2 separate regions of the Homo sapiens genome follow, and region 1 is linked to region 2. Evidence: chromatin contacts called from ENCODE Hi-C or POLR2A ChIA-PET data. All regions are on one chromosome and are shown on one strand. The core of a region is the stretch at or near the end of the contact, and the rest is flanking DNA. Distances in the headings are between cores, read along the strand shown.

Region 1 (2,935 bases), core at 300-2,799, 91 kb after region 2:
GGCAGAAGGATCGCTTGAACCTGGGAGGTGGAGGTTGCAGTGAGCCGAGATCGTGCCATTGCACTCCAGCCTGGGTGACAGAGCGAGAGTCAAAAAACAAAAAAAAATGGAAATTTGGGGCCATTAGAAAGGAATGTTTACTTAATAATTATAACATAGCAATGTTATTTAACTGCTCTTTTTAGTAATATGTAATTTATTCACACAAAGGATACCTTGGTTTGCCTGTATTTTTTGGTCAGTTTAGGCTGTTATAACAAATACATCCTCAACTGGGTGGTTTAAACAACAGATATTTATTTCTTACAGTTCTGGAGACTGGGAAATCCAAGATCAAAGTGCTAGCAGATCCTTTGTCTGGTGAGGGCTTGCTTCCTGGTTAGCAGATGGCCACCTTCTCATTGTATTGCCACATAGAGAGCAGAGAGGAAGGAAATTCTTTGGCATCTTTTATAAGGGCACTAGCCCCATTCATGAGGGCTCCTCCCTCAAATCTTAAATACTCCTGCCTTAGTCTATTGTGCATTGCTATAAGGGAATACCTGAGCCTGGGTAATTTAGAAAGAAATGAGGTTTATTTGGCCCACGGTTCTGCAGGCTGTACAAGAAACATGGCACCAGCATCTGCTTCTGGTGAGGGCTTCAGGGAACTACCATTCATGGCAGAAGAAAGGGAGCAGGCATTAGAGGGAGGAAGAGAGAAGGGAGGAAACCATTAGGCTGTTTGTAACAATCAGTTCTTGTGGGGAATTTATAGAATGAGAACTCACTCATTACCATGAGAATGGCCACCCCCAAGCCATTCATGAGGGATCTGATTTCCTGATCCAAACTCCTCCCATCAGGCCCCACCTGCAACACCTCCAATACTACCAATATTGGAAATCAAATTTCAACATGATGTTTAGAGGGAACTAATATTCAAACTGTATCACCTCCCATTGGCCCCACCTTCAAATACCATCACACTGGGGATAAGGCTTTAACATAGGAATTTTGGGAGACAGAAACACTCAGTCCATAGCACTACAGTTGTTATTAAGTATAATGTATTGAAATACCTATTTAGAGCATGTGAATGAATTGTAATCAAAAGTTTAGATCGCTATTAGGGCTAACTCACCTCTCTCTCTTTTTGTCTTTCAGTTGCAGGAAAATTTTCATCTGTTTTACTACTTAAATATAACTTTCAGGAGATTTTTAAAAACCTAAGTCCTATTTCTCCTGTGGAAGTGTTAAAAATCCTAAGAAGCTTTCTTGAGATAAAGTTTGTCCCCTTTCAATTATTAAATGTGCTTTTCTCTTATCTGTGAATTTCACCTTCAGTTTACTGGCAACTGCTTTTTTGTGTTAGGATCATAGAATTATGATTAACTCCTTGCAATCTGGCTTTTGTCCCACCTCTGTACTGGAACTGCACTCGTGAAGGTCACTGGTGACCACATCTAGCCAAATGTAGAGGGTTATTTTTCTCAGTTCTCAATCTCCTTGACATGCTAATGTCACATGACCTTGGCTTTTCAGCTACATGAGCACTTTCCTTTGAAGTCTCTGCTGCCTACTCTTCTTCCTGTAATACCTGTCTCTGAGGTGTTAGGGTGGGTTTGTACTTTTCCTTTGCTAGGCGTTTACTTATTCCATTTTGAATCTTATAATAACTTTAGTTCTTCTTGTTTAGCATTTGTATCACAGATAAATCATAATTCTCACACTCTGATGGGTATTGCCGGTGATTCTCAGAGTTCTATTTCACATCATTGCCTATCACCTAAACTCTAGTCCTGCACTTTCATCTTAGAATAGATCCCAAATCATCTCCTTCAGATTATTTTTTTTTCCTCTAAATATCTGCATTTCTTTTAAAGAAGCATTCTCTTAATACCTTGACATTTTTAGTGTGGTGTCCTTTATGCTGTGTCCCTTACCTTCCAATACCTCTAATGTCCTTGAGCCTTTCCTGAAAATGTTTCCTAAAATTGCCCCATGTTCTTCATTTCTTTCTTTTCCCCAAAGTACTTTATAGTTTGTGAAACACTTACAAATGTATTTTTTTCTTGATTTAAAATAACCCATACAACAAATTTGTGAAGTAGGAAGGTCAGAGTTTATTAAATAAGTCTGCAGATGGGGACATATGTACCGAAAGTAGTAGTGACTTGCCTGAGTTATCATTGCTGGTTAAGGGTAAAGCCATTACTAAGGCCAAGGTAAAGTGAATTTAAGATTATACCTGTGCCCAAAGCAAGTGACTGTTGCAGTTTCCTCTTAAGAGATGTTTCAACTTCCAGTCCTCCTTTAATTCACTTTACTTACATTGCTAGATTAATGTTTGTAAAACCAATCACAGTAGCAGCTACTATCGATTGGTACAATGTCTCAGTCACTGATCTAGATATCATCTAATCTTCAAAACTACCATGCAAAGTAGATATTGTTGTATCTATAGGTAAAGAAAATTTTATGGATAAGGAAATTGAGGCTTACAGAAGTTAAATAACTTGCTAGTCATTAAGTGTGATGGGGCTGTGGGGTAGTGATTTCCACCCTGGCTCCCAAGCTCTGATTCTTTTTTACAACCACTTTTTGCCATTTTTCAAATTCTGGATGTTACCCCTCTTTCTAAGAACTTACTATTTCTTCATTTTGCTACTTAATCCTATTTACACCCCTTTATTAACCTTCTAGTATCTTCAGTAATTTGTTCATAAGTTTCCTTTCCATCATTTTCTCCAGTAACCCTCCACAGTGAACTCTGCTCTTGACCTTGTTCTCTTCTCACAATGACCTCATCTAGTCCTACTTTCTCACTTTCTTAGCTGGTTATTTTCTCCCTTTATAGAATTATTTCACCTCAAATTCTTTACGTATTCCAGCTCTTTACCTTCTACTTCTCAACTCTTAGTGAGCACTTAGAGCATACAGGGTGCCATGGTAG
Region 2 (3,392 bases), core at 821-3,320:
CATTTCGCCCATGAAAAAGATTTTGTCAAGATCAGGTTTGTTCTTCCCTACATGTTTTCTCCATTTCACTCTTTTTGGAAGTGGACCAATAAATGTAATTCCTACAGTTGGCAATGTATCCCCACTTATCCTCATCAAAATTCAAGTCCTGGTGTAGGCCAAAATTCAATCCTGGTATAAAAGGAGGGAGCTGTTAACACCCCAGACTGACTCTGAGGATAATCCCACAGCTACTTTACCCAGAGGAAATGAACATTTATTGACCACTTACATTTATTGAGCCAGGCTCATACTTGCTAATGCATCAGTATATCATTTGTTCATTCATTAATTCAATCAATAAACACTGTTTGCCAAGCACCAGGAATACCAAGAAGAATGGGTCACGGTCTGTACCTGCAAGAAGCATGGTCTAGTTCTCTAATCCATATCATTCAATCTGACAATAACTGAAAGAGAAGAAACTGGAACTCAGTAAGTTTAAACAACTTGTCCCATGACAGAGGCAGCATTTATGCTGAAGTCTATGAGACTCCAAACTCTATTCTTGCTCCACTGTCTCCTTCTTGTTGCCGAATAAAACATTCTTACACTATTTAGAGTGTGATGGTGGGAACTGAAATGTCAGTAAAATACTCAATATTCAAATGCCATGATGGATAGTCTAAAATGCTTTTTTTTTTCTTTCTGTTTGTCTATTGCTTAAACAAAAGATGCCTACTGAGGGTTCTTTGCCTTCATCACAAACTAGGAAAAGAGACAAAACTATATTTTTTGCTGAGTAATGTCGTAGTCATTTGTTGTTGCTGGTTTTCACTGGAGTCCTAACTGAGCAAGCCGTAACACTGACACACAGATTCAGTCAGGGCTGATTGTCTTCAACACTGTGCTAGCTGATGTCCTTGAATGTAACGCAGCTCACATCTTCACAGTACATCTCTCCCCCTGAGGATTCTTAGTACTAACTCCTATTATCTATGCATAAATGCTGATGCTAGATCAGGACAAGCATTTAGTTATACTGCAGGGGCACTTTGAATGAATGACCTGGGGCTTGGCTGAAGACCAAGTCCATTGGAAACTCCCCTCTAAGCTGTGCATTTTTAGGCTGTGGTCATCGTTGGGATTTCCCCCCAAAAACTTCTCTGTCATGGCAGAAATGTAACAGCCCCCATTTTAGAATAGTATACAAGCCTGGATCTCAAAGTAAGTATGAAATGATTTGCTTTACATCTTGATGGTTCTATTCTTCTTAAATCCTTCCTCATTCTTAAATGTTTTTCTATTTGCATATTCTTAAATCTTTTCTTATTTGCATATTGAAGTCTTCTTGTAAAAGTGTCTGCTTTTCCCCAAAAATGATACACTCAACATTTCCTGACAGTCTATGTCCCATAGAATTCTAGGTACTTTTGGTTTATTATAACCAAGACTAAAGAGAAAGTTTCCAAATAGCATCTGACAGGCTTCTAAAGTCATAAGAGTTACAGACTAAATGTTTAGTCAAATACAATGATACAATTCATGTTTCTAGCAAGCTGTCTCTTGGTTAAAAAGCTGGACTAAATTTATATATAGAGAGAGAGCCACAAAAAAGCCATACTCAGAAACAACGGATCATGCATATTTAAGTTGTTGGTAGAAGCACTAGATGACTGGATTCTATCTGTTGCTCGGTATAATAAAATTTTAGGCCTTGGAAATGGTTCCAGGAATGGCAGACTGTTACGAAAAAGAAAAAGATCCTCACTGGTAGAAGTGTATCAAACTATCTAAATTATTCAAATTGTTTTATTTTTCCAAATAGACCTACTACCTCTAAGTATACTAGAAGACCAGAAGTATATTCAGAAATTACTGGTCAAAAACTATCTGTGACCCAGATACTGTTTGGATTTGCATGAGATGTTTCCAAAGCAGTCCGGGAAAGCCCACAAATTCAAAGCAGCCTCTTTATCCTCACCCCATTTCTGCTGAGTCCAAGAACCTTATTTCATTTCCTGCATGGTAGGCATTTTTTAGGGACTAGGTAAGCCATGACATCTGCACTGCTTTCTGAGTCATTGTCGTGAAATGATACATGCTTGGGTGTAGTGCGGCTACTTGGTTCCCAGAGAAAACAAACAAACAGAAGTCAGCTAGGAACTTGAGTCTTGCTAAAAACAAAGACAACATACAATTCCAAATTTTTAATTTATTTTTTAAAAACAGAGCCTTTGGCTTTCAAGTTTCCAAATGATATTTTCTAACCCTGGGAAAATATTTTAAATGAGATCTTTAGCTCTGCATGCCTCATTTCAGACCATTCCAATTTGTCAAAGGGGACTGGTCAGGCATCTTCTAAGCAGGTCTGTCTTTGGAAGATTAAGGCGTAAACCTCTGATTATGATAGACCAGGGGGGCACATATTCATGTAAAATTCCCTTCATTAGGATAGCTTGAAAAATAATTTCATCATTTTGTTATCTAGAAAAGGGTAAATATTTCATCTATTAACTGTCATACATAATTGTGAGCTAAGTCCTAAAGAGTTATAAAGATGAATAAGATATAGTCCCTGTCCTCACAAAAGTTAAGAGTATGGTGGCTGGGGGCAGGCGCTCACGCCTGTAATCCCAGCACTTTGGGAGGCCGAGGCAGGCGGATCACCTGAGGTCAGAAGTTCGAGACCAGCCTGGCTAACATGGTGAAACCCCATCTCCACTAAAAACACAAAAAAATCAGCTGGGCGTGGTGGCACGTGCCTGTAGTCTCAGCTACTCAGGAGGCTGAGGCAGGAGAATCACTTGAACCCGGGAGGCGGAGCTTGCAGTGAGCGGAGATCACGCCGTTGCACTGCAGCCTAGGTAACAAGAGCAAAACTCCATCTCAAAAAAAAAATAGTAAGGCGTATGAAGATGAGGATGAGGCATGAATACAGAAGTCCGTAACATTAGTAAATTATGAAATTGTAAATATAGTACATAGAGATTTCAGAGGTAGACAAAGAAAATAACGTAAGTTAAGTCTCCTATTAGAGGAGAGTAGAACGTATGTAAGGATCTTTTTCAGATTTCTTAAATCTTTGAAGGAAGAAATAGGAGCTAGAAGTATTACTGGGAAATTACTGAACAACAAGAACAAAAATTCAAGTAAATAACTAGTCCTTCATACCAACATCTCCTGTGAGGAACAAAATTTAGTAGAAAACTTTTATCAAGTGCTTATATTATGCTAGGCATTCATATCCTAGTACCATTTGCTTTATTTTTAAGATGAACTGATGAGAGATCAAGTGACTTACCCAAAGTAACACACGTAAAAAATGGTAGAGTCAGGATTAGAAGCAAAGCCCAGCTAGCTTTAACCATGCAGTCTTGCATAAGCAAAGGTTGAGGAGGAGAGGAAAACAC

Evidence for each region. A loop is a pair of places that touch in the nucleus more often than their neighbours do. ChIA-PET counts read pairs that join two places held with the same protein, here RNA polymerase II (POLR2A). Pooled maps may share reads with other maps.
Region 1: a loop to region 2 is called in a pooled map, with 3 times the contacts of the local background. The contact joins two enhancer-like sites. A Hi-C loop is called at or near these places in 5 of 50 pooled maps. POLR2A ChIA-PET finds 5 or more read pairs at or near these places in 5 of 52 experiments (CD8-positive, alpha-beta T cell, PC-9, T-cell and 2 more).

What each region holds. Positions count from the first base shown.
Region 1 is chr2:144,265,970-144,268,904 of GRCh38, reverse strand. The region is part of intron 1 of QTMAN (queuosine-tRNA mannosyltransferase); the gene reads left to right. Among named protein-coding and RNA genes, the nearest start is that of QTMAN, 65 kb to the left of the region's middle. RefSeq lists an enhancer at 244-1,026. Within about 2 kb of position 1,549, at least 2 of the 41 ENCODE cell types and tissues checked have a DNase peak (open chromatin) inside an H3K27ac peak, as active enhancers do.
Region 2 is chr2:144,356,794-144,360,185 of GRCh38, reverse strand. No RefSeq gene overlaps it. Among named protein-coding and RNA genes, the nearest start is that of QTMAN, 26 kb to the right of the region's middle. RefSeq lists an enhancer at 2,701-3,214. Within about 2 kb of position 2,070, at least 9 of the 41 ENCODE cell types and tissues checked have a DNase peak (open chromatin) inside an H3K27ac peak, as active enhancers do.